Regions from separate parts of the Homo sapiens genome. Here regions 1, 2, 3 and 4 are each linked to region 5. The links are chromatin contacts, found by Hi-C in ENCODE. All regions are on one chromosome and are shown on one strand. Each heading gives the region's core, a stretch centred on a gene start or an enhancer-like site at or near the end of the contact. The rest is flanking DNA. Distances are from core to core; before and after follow the strand shown.

The links. A loop is a pair of places that touch in the nucleus more often than their neighbours do. Pooled maps may share reads with other maps.
Region 1: a map with no recorded cell type shows a loop between it and region 5 (16-fold over the local background). The contact joins two enhancer-like sites. A Hi-C loop is called at or near these places in 8 of 37 single-sample maps with no recorded cell type and 5 of 50 pooled maps.
Region 2: a map with no recorded cell type shows a loop between it and region 5 (8-fold over the local background). The contact joins two enhancer-like sites. A Hi-C loop is called at or near these places in 7 of 37 single-sample maps with no recorded cell type and 3 of 50 pooled maps.
Region 3: a loop to region 5 is called in a map with no recorded cell type, with 8 times the contacts of the local background. The contact joins two enhancer-like sites. A Hi-C loop is called at or near these places in 5 of 37 single-sample maps with no recorded cell type and 2 of 50 pooled maps.
Region 4: a map with no recorded cell type shows a loop between it and region 5 (21-fold over the local background). The contact joins the promoter of ECPAS here to the enhancer-like site in region 5. A Hi-C loop is called at or near these places in 13 of 37 single-sample maps with no recorded cell type and 5 of 50 pooled maps.

The regions. Positions count from the first base shown.
Region 1 is chr9:109,965,570-109,969,750 of GRCh38, forward strand. The region is part of intron 6 of PALM2AKAP2 (PALM2 and AKAP2 fusion); the gene reads left to right. Among named protein-coding and RNA genes, the nearest start is that of PALM2AKAP2, 190 kb to the left of the region's middle. RefSeq lists enhancers at 1,229-1,328, 2,009-2,058, 2,069-2,188, 2,579-2,648. Within about 2 kb of position 2,187, at least 9 of the 41 ENCODE cell types and tissues checked have a DNase peak (open chromatin) inside an H3K27ac peak, as active enhancers do.
Region 2 is chr9:109,910,429-109,915,129 of GRCh38, forward strand. The region is part of intron 3 of PALM2AKAP2 (PALM2 and AKAP2 fusion); the gene reads left to right. Among named protein-coding and RNA genes, the nearest start is that of PALM2AKAP2, 130 kb to the left of the region's middle. Within about 2 kb of position 2,928, at least 13 of the 41 ENCODE cell types and tissues checked have a DNase peak (open chromatin) inside an H3K27ac peak, as active enhancers do.
Region 3 is chr9:109,892,304-109,896,647 of GRCh38, forward strand. The region is part of intron 3 of PALM2AKAP2 (PALM2 and AKAP2 fusion); the gene reads left to right. Among named protein-coding and RNA genes, the nearest start is that of PALM2AKAP2, 110 kb to the left of the region's middle. RefSeq lists an enhancer at 1,236-1,395. Within about 2 kb of position 2,782, at least 2 of the 41 ENCODE cell types and tissues checked have a DNase peak (open chromatin) inside an H3K27ac peak, as active enhancers do.
Region 4 is chr9:111,482,047-111,486,847 of GRCh38, forward strand. It overlaps ECPAS (Ecm29 proteasome adaptor and scaffold), which reads right to left and starts at 2,337. Exons shown (of 50, transcript NM_001364929.1): 1 at 2,070-2,337. RefSeq lists silencers at 967-1,386, 1,657-1,776, 1,897-2,436.
Region 5 is chr9:110,805,389-110,810,079 of GRCh38, forward strand. MUSK (muscle associated receptor tyrosine kinase) reads left to right here. Exons shown (of 15, transcript NM_005592.4): 15 at 1-1,170. Among named protein-coding and RNA genes, the nearest start is that of MUSK, 140 kb to the left of the region's middle. RefSeq lists an enhancer at 3,335-3,384. Within about 2 kb of position 3,408, at least 2 of the 41 ENCODE cell types and tissues checked have a DNase peak (open chromatin) inside an H3K27ac peak, as active enhancers do.

The sequences.
Region 1 (4,181 bases), core at 937-3,436, 840 kb before region 5:
TGGGGGAGAGAAGAAAGGAGAGTTATTGTTTAATGGGTACAGAATTTCAGTTTGGGATGATGAAAAAGTTCTGGAAATGGCTGGCGGTGATGGTTGCACAACAGTGTGAATGTACTTAATGCTATCGAACTGTAAACTTAAAGTGGTAAATGGTATTATGTATGTTTTACCACAATAAAAAAATAAATGCCTCGTGCAGTACCTGGCCATTGAAGATACTCAGGGGGAAAAAAAAGAGCTAAAAAGAGATATTAAGATGTTTCTAAGTGTTACTGAGTTCAGAAGTGGGAGTTCATACTTTAAACTAAAAGTAGTCAACGAAGGATTTGCCAAGGAGGTGGGATTTGAGATGGAGTTTGTAGGACCAGGCAAGGGAAAAGGCAACCCAGCCAGGAGGAAATGTGTAAGCAAACCATGAAGCTCCTGTGTGTGGTGATGGGGACCCGGTGATGATGTTGTGATCTGTTTTGTTTTTTGTTGGAGACTAGATTTGGGATGGGGTTTCAAGGGACTTGGAGTCCAAGTTGACCTGTTTAGGTGCCAGGCAGAGCAGAGGCACTAAAACTATCTGGGCAGGGAGGATGAAAAGATCAGTGTCGGCAGAAAGATCAATCTGGGGCATCGTAGAAAATGGATTGAATGGTGCCATACCAGAGGTTCAAGGCAGCCAGGGCAGTGTTGCACAAGTCCTAGACTAAACTAGGATGGTGGCTGTGCAAAAGAAAAGGGAGAGATGGAGACTAATTTCAGAAGAGCCTTGATAGACTTAAGATATCAAGGAAGAGGTGGCAAAGTGTTAAATGTTTAGCAGAATAGCTCAACCCTGGAGCCAGGTACCCTGCATTTAGTACTGCTAATGTTCTAATACCAGTACTGCTGCTTATGAGCTTGTGTGACCTTGAGTGAATGACTTAATCTTTCTGTCCTGTTTCTTCCTCTATCACATAACAATGAATGACAAAGTAGTGCCTCTCTCACAAGGCTGTCATGAAGGTTAAAGGAGTCAATATTTGTAAAGATCTTACAATAGTATTCAGCACAGAATATATGCTTGCTATTTTTTATCTTTTAAATCTGGATGGTTGGTACGTTGGTGTCTGTTACGTTATTTTTTGGTGTTTGAATATTTTAAAGCATGACCTTAAAATAATGTACTTTCAAAACAGTCTTGCTAAGCAGTGCTTCTTAAAGCTTAACATGCATGTGAAATGTTTGGCAGTCTTGTGAAAATGCAGGTTCTGGTTCAGTAGGTCTCAGGCGGTACTCAATGGTCTGTGTTTGTAGCAAGCTCCCAGGTGGTCTGGTGCCGCGGGTCTGCCGGCCACTCCTTGAGTAGCAAAGTTGTTAAGGAACGGAGTTCCATCACGGTGTTTCTAGGATTGTTCTGGTTGTCTTTTGCCACATAACAAATCATCCAAACCTAGAAGCTAAAACGAAAATGATTTATGTTCTATGCTGTTGTTGTTATTATTATCTCTTGCAGTTCAGCTATGTAGTTCTTGGGATCTGTCACAAGCTGGTGGTTAGATGTAGCTGGGGCAAGAGTCAAGAGTCATCCTGAAGGCTTCCTCCCCCTCGTGTCCGGTGGTAGATGCTGGCTGGCTGTTGGGACCTCAGCTGGGGCTGTCAGCGAGAACATCTCCCCAGGGCATCTCCATGTGGCAAGGGGCTCTTCACAGCTCAGCAGCTGTATCTCAAGACAGAGAACCAGGCAGAAGATGTATTACCTTTTCTTGCCCAGCCTCCAAGTCTCACAGCATCGCTTCTGCCACCTTCTATGTATTAGAAGCAAGGCACTAAGGCCAGCCCATATGCAAGGGTAGCGCAGTGAGACTCCGTGTCTTTTTTTTTTTTTTTTGAGACAGAGTTTCATTCTGTTGCCCAGGCTAGAGTGCAGTGGCACGATCTTGGCTCACTGCAACCTCCACTTGCTGGGTTCAAGTGATTCTTGTGCCTCAGACTCCCGAGTAGCTGTGACTACAGGCAGGCGCCACCACACCCAGCTAATTTTTGTATTTTTAGTGGAGATGGGATTTCACCATATTGGCCACGCTGGTCTCAAACTCCTGAATTCAGGTGATCTGCCCGCCTTGGCCTCCCAAAGTGTTGGGGTTACAGGCGTGAGCCACCGCACTTGGCTGAGACTCCATGTCTTGAAGGGAGAAGTGTCAAAGAATTTTTAGACATGTCTCAAAACCACCACAATGGCCTGCTTAAGGAAGCTCTGGGAGGAACAGAAAGTGGTGGATGAGTCAACCAGGGAAAGTTGACTTTGTTGTGTTTAAATTTGTGGGTTTGGGGTACCATGAAGACCACTTGAAGTTATTCTCCAACAGGCAGGATGGTGTGTGAGTATCTGAGTATCTATCTCTCACACCAGATCATAAGCTTCTTGAAAGCAAGGACTTGGTCTTTTTCTCTGCAATAGTTCTGGTGTCTACCACAGTGCTTGGCACACAAAAGTGACCCAAACAATGTTTGTTTGATGAGGGAATGAATAAATGAATGAATGAATGAATGGTAAAGGATTTAGGACTGAGGCTGTGTGGTCTGAAGAAGAAAGGATACTGGAATTCTGGAAATCTCTCCCAGAACAGTCCTCTCTGGCACTTCTCCCAGGGAGAGGGACTCCTGCATTTGCTCAGAGGCCACCATGGCCCTGGGGGTCTGGCCTGCCTGCTTTGCAACTTGAGGCCCTCGCGTACCCCATAGGCTGTGGAAGGCCTGGATCTGCTGGGAAACCTCCTTCTTCCACTAAATGGAAACTGGAATTCCAGGAGAAAGCAAAAATCAACAAGAGCTATTTTGATTATAATGATATCTCATTTCTAAGCAGCTCTCTCTATTTCCTGTTTATAGCCCAAACTGAGAGCAGAAGCGACTAGATCTCTCAGTGAAAGGTTTTCTCCGAAGACGTCTAGCTATATCATCAACAGGAAACAGTACTCTCCCAAGACAAAAGTCCCTGTCTCTGGCCACTCTGTTGGGTTTCATTGCACCCTACAAAGGGAGGTGGGAAACCTGGGTTTCTGAAAGAGGCCCTGATTTTGTGTTAGCCTTCAGCATCTACCACTTGTACCCAGCTCCCAGTCCCCCAAATTTCTGGGGACTCCATGTGAAATCAATGCACAGGAATTGTGGGGGGAAGCCCTAAGGAGTCCAGCCGCGATTTTCAGCGCGATTTTCAGGGCAGCTACATTTCACTTCAAAACTCCCAGTAAGTCTGCCACTAAGACCCCTGGAAAGGCTGGCTATGTCAGCCCTCTGTCTTCATTAGAAGAATCTCAGGATTTCTTCCAGTGACAGAACATGATCCTCAGATTCCAGGGAGTGACCCCAGACCCAGTTCCTCTCCGGGCTATAAAACTGTGGAGTGTGACACAGACAGAGAGACTGTGGTAATTTAGAGACTAAGAAAAAAACTGACTAGAAAGCAACTGAACAGAACAGCTGCAGGAATGTAAAATGCAAGACCCTCTGATCTGACAGTCTTTTCCTGCACCTCTACAAATGTGCGTGCACACACACACACACACACACACACGACTCCCAGAAAGGACCCTCTGAAGACAGGACATTTCAGCTGACATCTGAAAGATGAGGAAGGCAGCCATGCCAAGAGTATTCCAGAAAGAAGGAACAGGGTTTGCAAAAGCTCAGCAGCTCCACAGCTGCTGGTCTGGGCCAAATAGGACAGACAGCCTGTGGCTCTCCCCACACCTTGTGCTTCCTCACTCAGCCACTGTGAGTCTCCTCTCGCCTGAAACAGTCTCCCGCTCTGTCCTAACCTTCCAGCATCTTTCTCATTCACTCTGTCTCCTGAATATCACCCACAAAGGGTAGCAGTATCAGTCTTGGTCCACACACTTATGCAAGAAGTGCCACTTTGTTTTCTTTAAATCAAGTGATATCAGACTCTGTACCCCAAGGCTGCTGGTCTGGCAGGCAGTTCAAACTCAGTCGTTCACGGGGCTCTCTCCCACCCAAGGTCATGCAAAGGTGACATGCTCATCTTGGGGAAGGCCCATCATCACTGGTTCTCACTGGATTTATCCTTGGGTGTGCATTGTCCTGGTTTTCAGAGCCCCTTCAGGGCTGAAGTCTGTGTGGCTTCTGAGCCAAGCTTGGAGACAGGAGCCTTGGCAGAGGCTGGGAGCCTGGAATCAGCATCCAGCTTCCCT
Region 2 (4,701 bases), core at 1,678-4,177, 900 kb before region 5:
AGCATGAGGCTGGACATGAGTAGCCAAGAATTAAATGTTAATCAATAAGAACAATAAAACAAATAAACCTTTAGTGGTAGAGTAGGAGAAGAGGTGCCCATATGGAGAACATGGCGTCATGGTCTCTTCATCATGGAGGAAGAGTGATCAAATATGTTTTTAAAAACGAAGAAGTCAAACAGATCCACACCAAAGAGGGTCCGCTGGACGTGGCAGTCATGGACTTGACTAGGAGCAGACGCAGCAGGGCATGAGGGCAGAGGGACTGAGGCTGAGGCATGGACTTGACTAAAAGCAGATGCAGCAGGGCGGTGAGGGCAGAGGGACTGAGGCTGAGGCATGGACTTGACTAGGAGCAGACGCAGCAGGGCGGTGAGTGCAGAGGGACTGAGGCTGAGGAGGGGTCAGGATGTGAGGATGTTGAGGCAGTAAGAGATGACTGGCCTTGGGGAAGTCTGGAAGAGGGATTCAGCAGCAACTAGAACAGGATGCAGGGTCAAGAGAAGTTCACTTATTTTTAGTATGGAAAGAGATAATTCTTGTTTATTGACTAGCAGGAAGGAGGCATCTTGGAGAGAGGTGAAGACACAGGGGAGAGGGGATAGTTAATGGGGTATCCTCCCAGATCAGTCTGCACAAGCTCAGGTGCAGGGGTGGAGGCGCTGGCCTTCAACAGACAGTCTGAGTCAGAGGCTGGAGGTCAGAAGGTGTGGCTGGATGGGACTTTTTCTCTTCCTAGAAAAAAGGGACATTTTTAGGGGGAAAAGGAGGGGGTTTAAGCTATTGAGAAAAGTACTGCTTTGAAATGAAATAATCTCACTTTCCTGTAATCAAAACTCTTTATTTCTGATGAAACAGACTCAAATAAGAATCACAACAAAGAAATCAGTGCTCAGCTCAAGCCTGGAAATGATTTCCTACACGGAAATCCACTTGCACAGATTCTGATAGTGTGAGTCATGTGATTCCAGATGGAGTAAATACACATGAAAAGGAGAGAAAAGCTGGTGTCTCCATGGGCTGAAGCACACTTATGGAGAGAGAAATTTTCATTTATTTGTATTTGGGCTTCAATATGATTACATCACCATCAATAATGAAAAGTGCTGCCATGTCCCAGCTGTATACTTAGATCAAGATATAAATCAGTCCAATATTGTTCTTTTTTCTCACTGAATATCTAAATTTGTATATTTGAGGGGAAAGTAGAAAAACCAAGCCAAGATTTTAAAAATTACATTTACTATCACCATCTCCAAGTTACATTCACTATAGAATCCTTTAGAAGCATGTTCTTGGGTAGCTTTGCTTTTTATGCACTCAACAAATATTTATTGAGCATCTGTATGTACAGGGAAGAATGTGAGGTACAGTAACACAAAATATATAGTCCTATCTCTTAATAAGCCTGCACTTGGGAGAAGGTATAGATAGGGTTGGGAAGGATAAATATATTTTTAACACTCTAATACAAGGCAGAGTGTACCAAAAGTTAGAAATGCTGTGGAGAATCAGAATGAATGAACATACCAGGCTGGGTTGGGGGGCTGGGGGAATTATGGAAAACATTCCTAAAGAGATGTAATTTGATTTGGGCTTTTATTATGATATCTGTTTTCAGACAATGGAGTTGAGAGTGGGGAGTCCTTCCTGGCTTTGTCAGGAGCAGTTTGAGGTCTTGGCTGAAGACAGGAAGGCATAAGGCTGGAAAGGGGTGGGAGCAGAACATGGAGGGTGTGAACTTCCAGCCGAAGAAGTTTGATGGGGTTTGGGAAGGAGGTGAGAGGGAGCCACCAGGAAAGGATGTGAGCTGGACCTTTGGAATTCTTAAAGGGACCCTTGTCTTCTCTGCCATATTTCTGTCTCAGGGATGACGTGAGGAAAAAAAAAAAAGAGGAGGAAATGGGCTTGAGTTTCCACTGACACCTTACAGTCAAGGAAGGCCCTGTTCTTTCATAAGGAAAAGTGGAAATCCTCTGTTTACTTAAGGGCCATTAACATGTTTTCATATTAAAATACCAAATGATCTGCCGTGACTCCAGATAGACTCATCTAAATAAAAGGAAGCTGTTTCCTTACAAATTGAGTCACAAAGGATAAATATTTGTGGAGTGCCATAGAAACAAATGCGCTGTCTTCCTGAAATGTGGAAAATGAATTTTGTAGCATTGATTTGCATGAAAACAATATTCTTCCCAGTGTTCTACCTAGAATATTGAAATGGAGGTATTAAGATAGATGATAGATAGGACAGATAGATTGCTAGAGAGCTAGATTAGATAGATAGATAGATAGACAGACAGACAGACAGATAAGATAGATAGATCGATGAGGTTAAATATTCTTAGGATGGAAGAAGGGGTCAGATAATCACATCTCAGACAGATCTGGAATTCCAGGCAGCAGGAACTAATGAAGTGGTCTCTTCAGAGTTTTACCATGGGACGAATTCACCCCCGATTAGTTTTTATTCTTTGAGTCACTTCTCTCAAGACAAAGATCTTTGGGCAAGAGTTCAGTTGGCCTAGCTTAGATATGTTTCTACTCCTTGGCCAGGGATGTGAGCCTTCTGACCAATAGTTTCACCAAATCTACAAGGAACCCTAGAGAGACTTTTTTCCCAGTGGAGGAGCTGGATGTTGTTCCTAAAAGAAAAGGGCAGAGGGACCCTGGGCAGGCAAAATTTTCAGCTGCCTGCCACCTTAGCCCCTGTCCCCACACTCACTTCTGAACCACATGTGATCAGTCTTCTCTTCCCACCACATAACTGAAACTTCAAGGTCATGGGTGAGCTCTATGTTGTTAAGTCTTATTTATAGGAGCGATCAGCTCGCTGCACTGCAAGGCTGGAAAGGTGTTTAAAATGTATACTTAGGCATGTCTTGGCTCTTTCTGATATAATTCAGCTGGCAAAGGCTCTGGCAGGAAGCCAGACGGACACAAATAGCGCACCAAAGAGATGCTAAGACATGGGTGATTATAATTGTGCAAGGAGTAGAAACTTCTCTGCTGAGACTTTGGATGTGGCAGAGATTTGGGGAGTAGAAGGGGGGCAAAGCACAGTTCCAGCCAACCCCATTTACAGGCGTTGATTAGCAGTAATGAATTCACAACCTTGCAATTGCTCATTTTTTTTTCTTCTGCTGCTGAGTCATGGATAAGACTCTAAGCTCTGATTAGCTGTGATCCCTAATTCTCAGCACAATTCTAAGAGCATTCCTTCAAATTCAACAATATGTGGTAAGTGTCTTGTATTAATTAGGATTCCATGTGGATGCAAGGAACAGAGACCCACAATAACAGTGGCTTAAACAAGATGCTTATTTCTTTTTTTTTTTTTTTTTTTGAGACGGAGTCTGGCTCTGTTGCCCAGGCTGGAGTGCAGTGGCGCAATCTCGGCTCACTGCAAGCTCCGCCTCCTGGGTTCATGCCATTCTCCTGCCTCAGCCTCCCGAGTTGCTGGGACTACAGGCGCCCGCCACTACGCCCAGCTAATTTTTTGTATTTTTAGTAGAGATGGGGTTTCACCATGTTAGCCAGGATGGTCTTGATCTCCTGACCTCGTGATCCACCCACCTCGGCCTCCCAAAATGCTGGGATTACAGGCGTGAACCACCGCGCCCGGCCAAGATGCTTATTTCTCCCTTCAATAAAAATCCACAGGTCTGCAGTTATGTAAACATCCACAGGCATGCAGTTAAGAGCTGTTTGGTGGCTGTGCCCTGTGAATTCCTTAGGGACCCAGACCTGTTCCACTTTAACCCTAAAGACTGATCCTTGTCAACAGTGACCAAGATGGCAGTTTGTGCCTCAGCTGCATACATGTGCATTTCAGGCAAAGGATGAAGAAAGAACTGGAGAAGAAAGGGCTAAAGAAGATTCTAGGAGCTGACATATAGCACTTTCACTTACATGCCTTTGGCCAGAGCATGTGGCTACAAAGGATGCTGAGAGATGTGGCCTTTACTCTGTGTGGCCATATGCCCAGCTCAGCCACAGGAATGACATTGCTTTGAGAGAAGGGGAGGATGGAAATTGAGCAACTTAGCAGTCCCCTTTCCACTTTTACTTGTGCTGAATTCATAAACATGTGGGCAGCTTTCCTCTCCTCTGAGCAGCAAACACTTCTTCTGAGGTTCTTGTTTTGGCAGGTTGGCCAGACAGGCACCCCACTTGACTGCTCAACTATGAAACTGCAGTTCCAGAGAAGAGAACAGGTCTGAATTAAGCACCTTAAGCCAGTTGGTCAGCATCTCCTTTTATTCGGAGAGTAGTTACTGAGATTCAAACCCATGTCAACTGAGTAGCAATGTGTTTGGCTATAGGGTAGGGCGTAACCCTAGTCTATGTCTCTCAATAGTGAGTTATTTCATAAAGGCTCAGCCCATCGTCAGGAATATGCTGGTCTTGCGTAAGCCTTTTTCAGAAGTGTTCATAGGGTCCTGAGAATTTTGTGAGCACTTCTTTACTGCTTCTCTTGCCTCCTCTTTTAGTTGGTGCTGAGTTCACTGCATGAAGGGTCCCAGGAGTCCTCTTTCCCCTTGGTTTTTCTACTCCTTTCCTTTTCTGCTCTTTCTACCACCTCCTACTGCTGGACCTCTTTGTATCTGTACTCCACCATGGAAAATAAGTTTTGTTTGCCCCAGATCTTCCCATTTCCCAGAGTGGAGCCTTTATAATTCATGATGTTTACTAAACTTG
Region 3 (4,344 bases), core at 1,532-4,031, 910 kb before region 5:
TCTCTGTGTCTTCTCCTTTGTCTCTCATAAAGACCCCTATCATTGGATTTAGGGCCCTCCTAAATAATTCAGGATAATCTCTTCTCAAGATCCTTAAATTAATTACATCTACACAGACCCTTTTATCCACATAAGGTCATATTCATAGGTTCTGGGGGTTAGGGTGTGGACATATCTTTCTAGGGCCATCATTCAGTGTACTATATCTGAGTGCCTAGATTACTGTTTTACACCTAGGAGGTTGCTCAATAAATAGTTTTCAATTTAATTTATATGTTTCAGCCTTAGTTTATCCATAAGCTTGCCATGAGGTTCAGAAACCATCATTTATATCCAGAGATGGTATAAGGCAGTGGTTAGGGGCATGAACATCCGCGTAATACTTGCTGGGTTCAAGTTCAGAATCTCTGCTTGCTGCCTGTATAATTTGAGGCAAGTTCTTTAGCTTCTCTCTACTTCAGTTTCTTCTTCTATAAAAAGAAATAATAATAATAATAAAGATCAACTTTATTGGGGAGGGGTGACTATTAAGTCAAGATATGCAAAGAGTACCCAGAACTGTCTTGGACTTTGTGCCCAATAGGTTTTGGCTTTTATTATAAAAATAAAAGAATGATATGACAATGTACAATATATAAACAATCTCAAATTGTTTGATTTTATCAGACTCCCTCTCCACTTTCAGAAACAGCTGAGAGGGCTGTCACTGCACTGAGATTAGCATGGCATTCCAGAACTCGGGCCCGGTAAGCATCCAGGTCCAAGGGTGCCTTGGAGGGGTACACCTCACCTTTGCAGTCCAGGGCAGAGGAAGGCAGGGAGGCTAGGAGTGCAGCACTGAGAGAGCAGTGGCCACTGCCTTACAAGGCCAAGAAGCGTCCCATCTCCCCAACAACTGTCAGGTTCCTTCCTGCCCTGGGAACAGCTCTAATCTGTCTGTTTACCACCTACCTGCCAGCCTTCAGCAGGAATTCCAGGACTGCTGGGCCTATCAGCTGAAGTAGAGGATGAAAAAGAACAAATCCAAAGGCAGAAGAAATAGGACAATATGATAGATGGATTTGACAAGAATCCAGACCAATTGTGGGCAGACCAAGTTGAAAAGCGTGAGAGGCTAGAGTTATCTCAGCAGGGGTTTCGTTTTGTTTTGTTTTGTTTTTGAGACAGTCTCACTCTGTCGCCCAGGCTGAAATGCATTGGTGTGATCTTAGCTCACTGCAACCTCTGCCTCCTGGGTTCAAGTGATTCTCTCGTGCCTTAGCCTCCAGAGTAGCTGGGATTACAGTTGTGTGCCACCACACCCAGCTAATTTTTGTATTAACACCGTAGAGATGGGGTTTCACCGTGTTGGCCAGGGTAGTTTTGAACTCCTGAGCTCAAGTGATCCATCTACCTCAGCCTCCCAAAGTGCTGGGATTACAGGCATGAGGACTGTACCCAACCATCTCAGCAGTTATTTTAAAAAATGTTTAGCCTTCTGATGAGAACACGTGGACACGTGGTGCGGACAACAAACACTGGGGCCAGTCGAGGGGGCTGCGGGGAGAGAGATCATCAGGAAGAGTAGCTAACACTTAGGTGGTGGGTTGATCTGTGCAGCAAGCCACCATGGTACATGTTCATCTCTGTAACAAACCTGCACATCCTGCACGTGTACCCCAGACTTTAAAATAAAAGTTGAAGGAAAAAAGTTCACTTTTCTGCTTTCCAGTTGCTTATTTAAAAAAAAAAAAAAAAAAAAAGAAGCATCTGGCTGGGTGTGGTGGCTCATGCCTGTAATCCCAGCACTTCGGGAGGCCGAGGCAGGTGGATCACCTGAGGTCAGGAGTTTGAGCCCAGCCTGGTCAACATGATGAAACCCCGTCTCTACTAAAAATACAAAAAATTAGCTGGGCATGGTGGCGGGCACCTATAATCCCAGCTATTCGGAAGGCTGAGGCAGGGAGAACTGCTTGAACCCAGGAGGCAGAGGTTGCAGTCAGCCAAGATCGCACCATTGCACTCCAGCCTGGGCAACAGAGCGAGACTCCATCTCAAAAAACAAACAAACAAACAAAAATGCATCTAAGTTGTCTGAGTGATGTCCTGCTCAAGTCCATAAGGGACTTGCTTTATTACAGAAAAGTGGCCAAACCCAGTAATATTGAAAGTATGGTCCAGGGACTGCTTCTGGTCAGGCAACTGTTTATTACCAGTCTGTGACAAAGACAGAAATTGCCAGTAAGGTGTTTAGAAACTTTAATAGCAATATGATATCCCAATGGGTGATCAATGGACCCATCTTACTGAATAGGGTAGAGACAAGTTTGAGTGTCGTTGCACTCACGTGGTGAGCTGCATGTGTCGTGGGCTGAGTGCTAGTATTGGTCTGTGATGGATTGGGATCAGACCCTTGTCCATGACCATAAAATCTTGAGCAATATTGCAGCAAGCCAAATGGCAAAGATGACTATGTGCCCCAAGACCACACTTTTTTTTCCTATAGTTTTTTTAAGAGAGACACGGCCTCGCTCTGTTGCCCAGGCTGGTCTTGAACTCCTAGGCTCAAGCAATCCTCCCATCTCGGCTTCCCAGAGTGCTGGGATTACAAGCATAAGCCACTGTGCCAAGCCTCCCTAAATGTTTAAATCTTGTCATTGCCACCATTCTGCAAGATTTACCTTTGAATCTAGAAAAGAACTTGGAGTCTTTCTACTAGGCCTATCCCCACACCACTTCCCATCATAGAGGTGAAGAACCTGAGGCCGGGACACACCACAGGACTCTCAGAATGACACAGCCAGTCAGATTTTCCTGGCACAAAACCCAGTGTTCTTTCAAAGCCACCATTCTTTTCCTGTAACTAATGCAAAAGCAAATCTTAGCCCATGACAGGGAATCACAGATTCCAAATGAGTGCCCTCAGAATGACTGGTTTCCTTGAAAGCAGCTGTTTCATAAACATGACTTTGCGGGGGCAGCTCAGGCCTTCCATGCAGTGGAGTCTGCTGGTCTTGGGGCTGCTCTGTTAAGCAAAGGATGGGAACCAAAGGTACTGACATTTTAATATTAGCCACACAGATGTCTTGGCTTGTAATCTGGAGAAAATCAGTCAGTGTCCCAGCTGAATCTGTAAATAGGAACGACAATAAGATTTGCTCTCTCTCGGGACATCCTAAGAATTTTTGTCAGGCTAGAAGAGGCAGCCTGGAGAGATTTGTTTGATCTGGGAAAGCAGAAGTCAAACTTGGTTTTTCATTCGGTAAGATCCACTGTGGTTAAAATGTGGTCAGAGGGCTCATTCAGCCTCCTACTTCAGGTCGAACTATACTTACCTTCTCTTACTTTTAAAGAAGGAAGGGAGATTCTGTAAATGAGTGGCTTTTCTTTTAGTCAGTGCTGTCATATGCCATGACAATATTGTATTTAAGTCTGTTCTCACAGTGCTAATAAAGACATACCTGAGACTGGGTAATTTATAATGGAAGGAGGTTTAATTGACTCACAGTTTAGCATGGCTGGGGAGGTTTCAGGAAACTTACAATCATGGCAGAAGGGGAAGCAAACACATCCTTCTTTACATGGCAGCAGCAAGGAGAAGCGCTGAGCATAAGGGGGGAAAATCTCCTTGTGATTCATGCCTGTAATCCCAGCACTTTAGGAGGTTGAGTTGGGTGGATCGCTTGAGGTCAGGAGTTTGAGACCAGCTTGGCCAACATGGTGAAACCCCGTCTCTACTAAAAATACAAAAAATTAGCTGGGCATGGTGGCAGGCACCTGTAATCCCAGCTACTTGGGAGGCTGAGGCAGGAGAACTGCTCGAACCTGGGAGGCGGAAGTTGCAGTGAGCCGAGATCACACCATTGCACTCCAGCCTGGGCAACAAGAGTGAAACTCCGTCTCAAAAAGAAAAAGAAAAAGAAAAAGAAACCATTAGATCTCATGAGAACTCACTATCACGAGAACAGTATGAGGGTAACCACTCCCATGATTCAATTACCTCCCCACCAGGTCCCTCCCATGACACATGGGGATTATGGGAACTATAATTCAAGATGAGATTTGGATGGGGACACAACGAAACCATATCAAATATTAATAGAGTCTGGCAGGGAGGAAGCATGACTTCATACTGGTGGTGAGTCAGAAGGGGCATCTTCATATTTTAAGGAAGGTGGCACTTAGATTCCAAGTGCGTCCTGTGTGCAGTGGAGTCATATGCAGCTCTAATAAAGAACATTATTCAGGCCAGGCATAGTGGCTCATGCCTGTAGTCCCAGTTTGTTGGCAGCCTGAGGCGTGAAGATTGCTTGAGCCCAGGAGTTCAAGACCAGCCTGGGCAACATAGTGAGACCTCATCTCTAC
Region 4 (4,801 bases), core at 1,087-3,586, 680 kb after region 5:
GTACTCAATCCCACTGAACTGTACACTTAAAAAATGGCTAGGACGGGAAATTTTATGGTATGTGTACTTTTCTTCCAATTAAAACAAAACATGGAACTGATCTCAGAAGGCCTGGTGGTGCTTCCACGTGGAACCGACAGAAGAGCAATCTGTAGCCCGCTTCTCTCTCTAATCGCACCATGAGACCTTGTCTCCTCCGACTCTCCAATCTGCTCAGGATCACACCAAGTGTTTACTTCAGCTTCAAAAAAAGCAAACAGTACTCCTGCTCCACCAGTTCTGTGTCAAAGCAGCAAGGAACTTAATCTCTCCAAACCTGCCTCCTCTTTAAAACAAGGATAATTCCTACCTATCTGCCTCACAAGGTTGCTATGAGGGCAAAAGTGAGATCATGTATATAAAAGTGGCTTTAAACTGACAAGCACCAGAAAAACATACATTACGTGTATAACTACTTTCATATGGAAATTCAGAAGCGGCTTTAACAACGTAAGCTTCATAAAGCTTGCAACACCTCACCCATGCTTTATTCCATTTAAAACCCACATCATCTTCAAATAACACCTTTCTTGTTTTTGCCATAAACTGAAGGGCAGCATTGGGAGAAAAAAAAAAAGGGAAAGAAAGAAAACCCTTGGGGGGGAGAACACTCAAAACGCAATCAGAAATTATCTCACATGTCCTATGTCCTATGAAACTTCGGTATTTATGACCCCAGCGTGGGTCCGCGGCGCCCCGGAACTACACTTCCCACAAAGCATTGAGGCGAACCCCGGCGGCGGGCGGGGCGGCCTGGGATTCAGGGTGACCACCGCTCTCCCCAGACAGGGACCGCCGTCCCCGGGAAGGCTGCACCGCGTACGATCGAGGGGGCACTAACTCTCCTTTCTGAAAGCGCTGTCACCCCGTGGTTTCTCCTGCGGTTCGACCGGCGACCCTCTCCGCCCTCCCTGCTCCATCTGAGGGTCACCGCCTATTCGTGACCTTTCGGCTGATTACTAGAGTGTCACAAAAAGGCACCTTCTCCCCCTTCCCGAAAGCTCCATTTCTATAACTCAACCAGCCGTCGGGGACCCGGGGCCAGGCGGGGTCAGACGGGACGGGCGGACACTGCCCGTCACCCCGGGGCTCCGGCCCTCCCGCCAGCCGAGGCTCAGTGGGCAGGGGGCTGGGCTCCCCCGACCCCGGGCCAGGGCGGATCGCGGGCAGAGGTGGCTCCGCCCGGGGCTCCGGTTTCAATTTCGCAACGTGACGGTGCAAACCTGAGGCCTACAAACGCCAGCGGCGACGGTCCGCGCCCCGCCCGTCCGCCAGGCCCGGGCTCCCCAGCTCCCCGTACGCCGCGGCCGCCGCCCGCCCACCGGGCCTGGCGCCCCAGCCCTCATGCGGCCGCCGGCCCCCGGCACCGCGCGGCGCCCGTTCCGGCTCGCGGCCGCAGGTTCGGCCGCGGCACTTACTCAGCTCATCCTGGGAGGCGGAGGCGGCGGCCGCAGCCATGTTGCGCCGGGGAGGGAACGAGGGAGGGGCTGGGGGGGCAGGGCGCGGCCGGGGGGCTCGCGGCTCGCGGTGCGGCAGGGGCCGCGAGCCGCCTCCGTTCACTCGGCGCGGACCGCGCTGTGCCCCGAGGCCCGCCCGCCGCCGCCGCCTGCGTCCTCCGCGTCGCGAGCGTCGCCCTTCGCTGCCCCCGCGAGCTCGCGACTCGGGCGCTCCCGCAGCCTCGCGCCTCTGCGGAGCCGCTGCCGCTGCCGCCGCCGCCGTCTGTGCGGCCGAATCCCCGTGCGCCAGGCCCGCGCGGCGGCTCTGCGACTCCGCGCCGCGCTCGCCCAACTCACGCCGGTTTTATATTTAGAAAGAGCTGAGCCATCCTCCCAGCGGCCCCCCCGCCGGGCCCCTCGCGCGCCCGCCCGCCCTCGCTCGCTCGCGGCTCGTCCTGCCCACCTGTCGCCGCCCGCCCCGCGTGCGCTCCCCGCGCGGACTCGACACGCGGCGGCCTGTGCGGGCGGCCCGGCCTAACCGCGCCGCCGCGCGCGCAGGGCCAGTCCCCCGCGGCCCGGGGGCGGGCCTCTGACCTGAGTCGGAGCCGGTCTCCATGCCGCGGACGCTGCGCTCGGCGCCGCGAGGTGAGGGCTGTAGAGCGAGGCGTTCGGCGGGCCGGGCCCCGGGGAGCCGCGCGCCGCAGTCCGTGAGGGGCTGGGCCGAGCGGGCCCGGGCTGCCCTAGCGGCCGGGGGAAATCCTCGAGGCGGGGCCGGAGCGCCCTTTTCCGAGGTCTGCGGCTGTCACGTTGGCTGGGCCCGACCTGGGGAAACACGCCTGTCCAAAGGAAGAGACGTGGACTCAGAAAAGTAGAGCCGGGCTCGGAGTCGGCGGGAGGAAGCCCCGCCCTGCGCCTCCCGCCGAACTTCTCGGCCCCGGCGCTGACTCAGTCCCGGACGAGCCCCTGCGCCGCAGCGGCCCCCGACAGCCCAGTTCTGGTGTGGAGGTGGCTGGTGCTCCCAAAACGGCTAGCGGGAGCAGGGGGTCCACTCAGCCCTGCAAAAGTTAGATAAGGCAAGATTCCTAAAGTTCACATGGAAGTATCTATGCCTATGTGAGCTCTGAGATTTTGTTCAGATACCCTATGTTCTTTTCGGTAACTAGAGTGATTTATTTTCGATATGCTGATTTTAACTTTCTGCCTTCGCTTTGTCCGTGAGGTCATGTACACTTGCAAAATGAAATTCAAATTCAGGGGTTGCATAATTGCTGTACTTTAAGTGATGGTACTGTCATAACAAATTAGATACAAGATCAGATACTTTTTTTATATAAGAAGAAATCAAGTCTTAAATAGATTGAAATTGCATTTATTCCTTAAAGCAGAAATCTATAAAGCCCTAAGTAATGTCTTAAAAATGGAATATATGTCATTCCTGTTGTAACATAGGCCAAGTACAAGGTACAACACTGAAGACATTTTTATTTCCTTTATTGTTTTTGTTATAGAAATTATACATGATCTTGGGCCGGGCGCGGTGGCTCACGCCTGTAATCCCAGCTCTTTCGGAGGCTTAGGCGGGTGGATCACGAGGTCAGGAGTTCGAGACCAGCCTGGCCAACATGGTGAAACCCTGTCTCTAATTAAAAAATACAAAAATTAGCTGGGCGTGGAGGCGCGCGCCTGTAATCCCAACTACTCGGGAGGCTGAGGTAGGAGAATCGCTTGAACCCGGGAGGCGGAGCTTGCAGTGAGCCGAGATCGCACCACTGCACTCCAGCCTGGGGGACAGAGCGAGACTCCGTCTCAAAAAGAAAAAAAAAAGAAAAATTATACATAATTTTTGTAAAAAAAAAATGCAAATGATTTGGAGTATCATAAAATTAAAAGTGAAAGTCCTTCCTCCTAGCCCCACCATCCCACTCTGCAGAGAAATTATGACTAACAGTTACAGTTAAGTGTGCAGAAGACCTTTTCTCTGGACATATATATACAGCCCCATGTATGGCTTTGATGGGGACAGGTTTCTACAATAAAGTTCTGGATCAATTATTCCTTCACACACATTGTTCCATGTTAATTCAAAACACTGCACTACCATCACCCTTTTTTGTTTGTAACTTCATACTACACTAAGTTAACCAACCCCTTTTTTCATGTATGCTCCTCTTTTATTTGATGTTGCCTCCAAAATAAATACACAATGAACTACTTACAAACAATAGAGAGGTGTATACAGGTCTTCTCCCAACTGCATACCCACCATCCCCCCTCATCCCACTCATGCCCATAAATAATCCCTATTAACAGTTTGGTGCATTCAACCTTTCCTTACTGTTTCCGTGACTATAGAAAGTAGCTGCACCAAAGACTGGTTTGGGGAAATTTGACTTCCCATAATTTCAAATGGATCCTTCCAAAGCCACCCCAGATAAATACAGAATCTGAGTAAAAAACAATGGGTTTGTTATTTTATTTTATTTTTATTCATTTATTTATTTATTTTATTTTATTTTTTGAAACGGAGTTTCGCTCTTGTTGCCCAGGCTGGAGTGCAATGGCGCGATCTCGGCTCACCGCAACCTCCGCCTCCTGGGTTCAAGCGATTCCCCTGCCTCAGCCTCCCGAGTAGCTGGGATTATAGGCATGCGTCACCACGTCCGGCTAATTTTGTGTTTTCAGTAAAGACGGGGTTTCTCCATGTTGGCCAGGCTGGTCTCCAACTCCTGACCTCAGGTGATCCACCCACCTCGGCCTCCCAAAGTGCTGGGATTACAGGTGTGAGCCACCATGCCTGGCCGTTAGGCAATTTTAACCTCCAGGCAAGACTAGTTAACAAATCCTTAGTTCCTCCTATGAAGAAATTCCAGGTTCTCTGCGTGTACAAATCACATGAATGTGTGTACACAGATTTTTGTTAGTTTTGACAAAAATGGAACTCTACTTCCCATATTATGTAACGTTATCTTTTCACCAAATAATGTATTACAGGTGTCCTTTCATATCAGTAATGATAATAATGGCTAATGGAATAATAATTATGCCAGACACCATTCTAGTGTTTTACTTGGATGAATTCATCTAACCCCCACAACAATCTTATGAAATAGGGATTTTTATGGCACTGGATGGTTGAGGAACACATCTAATGTGCCACAAACTGGAAAGTAAGTGGTGGAGCTGGGATTTGAACCTGGGCAGTGTGGATTCAGAGTCAGCTTGCTTAATCACTAGGATCAGTATGTACAGAACTACCTCTTTTTTTTTTTTTTTTTTTTGAGAGGGAGTCTCGCTCTGTCCCCCAGGCTGGAGTGCAGTGGCACGAT
Region 5 (4,691 bases), core at 2,158-4,657:
TAAAGTTATTTCATAGCTTATATTTACACTTCTTTAAATACTAATAAAATTGAACATTGTTTAATGTTTTGAGGATACTTGATTGGTGATTTGCCTCCTACTATTATTTTTCTACTGGGTATATCTTTTTCTTGTTGCTTTGTAAGAGCACTTTATATATTAAGGAGTTAAATTTTGTGATATATGTTTCAACTACTTTTATCATGTTAAAAATATAGACTTCTATTTGTCTTTTATTGTAGGTTTTATCAATCAGAAAAGAATGTTGACTTTTCCGTCCATTCAGATGATTGTGGCTTTTTTCCCTAATGGATTTGTTAATATGTTCAATTGTATGAATTTATTTCCTAATGTAGCGATATCCTTGTCTTCTAGGAATAAACTTTTTGGGCGAATCATATCAATCTTCTACTTAACTACCAAATTAATTTACATATATTTGCATCAATATTAAGTTCATAAAATTAAAAGTTTATCATTTTCATCTCTGTTAGAGTTTTGTATTGGCATTAGCATTTGTATTAGCATTGTATTAGGAAAAACTCAGGAGTTTTTCTCTATAATCTTGGTTAGTTTATTTTTAAATAATTGTTATTTATGAAAGTAATACATAAAAATGTTGTTTAAAAAAACTCACAAGAGGGTAAAAATTAAAAAAATAATAAAAGTTCCCTTCTTCCTTTTCATCTCTAGTCCCAGCCTAAGTGCTAACCACTTCACCCATTTATAGTGTTAGTTCTTCTGGTGATTACCAGTGCAATTCTAACAAATAGGTTTGCATTTCTCTTTCTGAATTGATCAATTTTTTAAAAATATGCAGCACTCTGACTCAAACTCCCTTTCTTTTTCCTGAGATATGTTAACTTCTAATGTTATATTGTTTATCACAACTTTCACAAATATTTCTAAATAAAGGTTACCTACTGATTCTGGATTGTGCTACATAAAATTAGAGCTTCCAAATTTCCCTCCATCACTTCTCCCTGCTCTCTACTCTCACAATCAGTCAACTATACACCTATTTCTACGCTGTCAACTATATGTTCATTTCTATGAATCTGTAATATTTGCATTTTGTTCTGGAACAAATTAAGATTTAGGTGCTTTGACTAGATTGATTCTAAACATCAAAAAACAAAAATAAAATATCTGCAATTATGTGATCATGTATTTATGCATTGCCAAATAATGGTATTCCATTATTTTAATTTGATAAGATAAATTTAATATACATTAATTCTTATTTCCTCTATTTTATGGAAGAAATATTTTTAAAAATCACAAAACTTTTACATTCGCTTCTCTTCCTGATATTTATTTTTCCTTTTTCTTCTGCCTCTCTTCTTTCGTGCCCTTTTTTCCGAAAATTATTTTGATGATTTTTTTTATTCACCATACATAATTACAAATGAAGAGTTGCTCTGGTTCGTATTGGTAGTAGAAGTGGGGTCCCTTTGCTGTTTTGTTGGTATATTCACCCAGTGTGACCTCTTTTCCGTGGGATGGCTACCTCTGGGCTCTGATTATGTGGCTCATAGGGAAGTATAGGCAGCCTGAGTCAGAATCCCCACAGTTCCAAAGTGATGGAAGACTGTACTCTGAGATACAATATTTTGACGTATTTCACTCCCAGGGAGAGCTACTTGCTATTCTTTCACTGCTTCCATTACCCAAAAGAGTATGATATTCTCCCCATTTTCTGTATTGCCTCACACCTAGGACCCTTCAAACCCACACCAACGACCTCTCAGGCAAATTGATCTATTCAGATAGCAGTTTACAGGGATAGACATGAGGCCTCTTGGCCCACCTGCTCTATACACAATCTTCTAGTCGACCATCCTGATTGACAACCCACAGCCCACCCCTGTCTCTGTATTTGCTGACTCAGAGCATGGAGACTTTATACATGTGAAATCACATCTCCCCTCCCCTCACGCTTGGCTTGTGTGTATTGCAAAAGCTGCAATTTAGTTTTTCCTGTGCCTTGTCTTACCCATGGATAAGAACACTAAGATACTTTCCGCTTTTTGAATATTTGTCAAAGTGATGGCACTTGGATTGGTTTCAGCATGTACATAGATTGATTCTTATTCATATACATTTACTGTCATATTGGGGAAATCTTGAGGGGAAAAGAAAAGCCTCTTACTACCATGTTCATCAAGAGTCCTCTCTGGAATAGTTGAAATAGTTTAGGAGTTATCGGTTCACTCCTTCGTCTTGTTTGCCTCCAGATTTCTTTTTTCCTTCTTTTCCTGTTTCTTAATGTTGGAACAGCCCACACCTCAATCCTTGGATGACATCTCCCTTTTATCTGTATTCATCCCTAGTGATCTCTTCTGGTTGCAAGGCTATAAATGCCATCTGTATGCTGAGATTTTTTTATTTTTAGTTCAAACCTCTCTCCCCAACTTTACACTCACATTTCTAACTGTGTGTTATAGATGATAGCTTTAGATTCTCCTCCTCAGGACTAGGCTTTCTGCTTGATCTAGGAGCAAAGCTGAAAACTGCTATGGAGCTTGGTGTTGCCTTGATACCGAGGAGGAGTCTCAGAGCCTCTCCAGTGCAAATACACACTTGCAGTGTCCTAGTGCTGCTGACTTACGTACTCATTCTAAAGAGGGTAGATTGTATCCATTTTAATAGCTCTCAATACCCTTGCCCATTCCCATTACAGCTGGCAGAAATTCCCCAGCTGCAAATGGGTTGCATTTATCTGTTACCCATTCCTGATTTGCAGCACGATTGACTGTTTCCTTTTCTGCGTGGTCTATGTGTCACTCCATGAGAATCTGGGAGAGGAGAACTCGATATGGTGCTCATTCCATCATTTTAACCATAGTGTTCTTTATTGTGAAGAGGTATCCCGGTTAGAGTGGAGTCAAAGCTTTATAGCAAGTGTATTTCAGGTAACTATTCTTTTACTTGTTTCAGATCTATTTCAGTAGCACAGCCACCAAGATAGAACACTTATAAGCCCTTATTTTGGTATAGATCACCAGAGAAACCACTCACCACTCGCACTTGGCCTTCAGTACTGAGTCATTACATATTGGAAGGTCAGAAACTACATCAACAGGAAAGACCCATAGGTGTGGGGGTCTGATATATTTGCCAGTACATTTCTTATCATTACAAACAAAGATTTATGTGTGTCTAGATGTTTACCTTGCCTTCTAAGAGGTCATGTCCTCTGAATGAAGCAAAATCAAGGTAAGCCTTTACCTGTAAGCCGTTACATGTCTTCTTTACAGAATCCCTCTTAATTAAAAACTTCTAAGAGATTCAACAGGGTTAGTTTTTCTTACAACCTTCATCGTCAGACCTGTAATTATGCAACTGGCCAGCATTGCTCTTTCAAACCACAGTCTCTGGAAAGTACACACCGTATATAGCATTTTGCCCATAAGAAGAGAAACCACCTGTAGTATCTAAGGTTACGTCAGAGAGATGTTAACCACAAAAAAACCCAGACTTAGATACACACTATCATTTTCTGGGTGTGTTCTTGACCATTTAGAGCTGTGATTAAAATTAGAAGTGTTGGCATGACACTGCTTTCTGACTTTCTTTTTTAGCCATGTTGACACCGTGGTGGTTAGTGTGATGCTCCTTCTTATTTCAATTGATGCTTTACTCAAGTATGGATGAAACATAATTTAAAGTCACCTCTTCTTCTGCTATCTTGATTTTTAAAATTATTTGGATGCATTATATTTAAGAATCTTAAGACAGTCCATTAGTATTATGTATTTATCTTCTCTTCACTCGTTTAAGTCACTTTCTGACTCAGATCACCTTCTCAGGAGACTCTCAGCATCATTCTGCCTGACATCACTCAGTTGCTTTGTTTATGGCAACCTAAAAAAGCAGCTGCCCTAATTTTAGCCCATTCCCAGAGTACCCTCAGAAGTGACAGGTAAGAAAAAATAAACTGATCAAAGATGAGAGAAAGACTTACAGAGGAGTGACACTGAGAGAGCAAAAAACCACAAATAAATTTCATTTCTAAGAACAAAGCAAAGATGACCAGGAAATGCCTGAGGAAACACATTTTTTTTTTTTTTTTGGAGGCAGAGGGTATTATATTCCTTTTTTTTCTTCAACTTTCATTCTAGATTCAGGGAGTACATGGGCGAGTGTGTTATGTGGACATGTTGTGTAGTGCTGATGTTTTCAGTACAACTAAACCTGTCACCCGGGTTGTAAGCATAGTACCCAATAGATAGTTTTTCAACCCTTGCCTCCCTTCTTCAGAGACCTCCCCCTTCTTGTATTCCCCAGTGTCTTTTGTTCCCATCTTTATGTCCATGTGTACTCAATGTTTAACTCCCACTTATACTTGAGGACATTTAGTATTTACTTTTCTGTTTCTGTGTCCATTTTGCTGCAAAGGACATGATTTTGTTCTTTTTGGCTGCATAGTATTCCATGGTGTATATGTATCACATTTACTTTATCCAATCAACCATTGATAGGCAACTATGTTGATTCCACATCATTGCTATTGTGGATAGTGCTGCAATGAACGTATGGGTACAATGTGCCTTTTGGCAGAATGATTGATTTTCCTTTAAGTGTATACCAAAGGAAATGGGATTGCTGTATCAAATGGTAGATCAACTCTTATTTATTTCTCATTCATTTCTCAAATAATTTCTCAATTATTTGAGAAATCAAGGAGA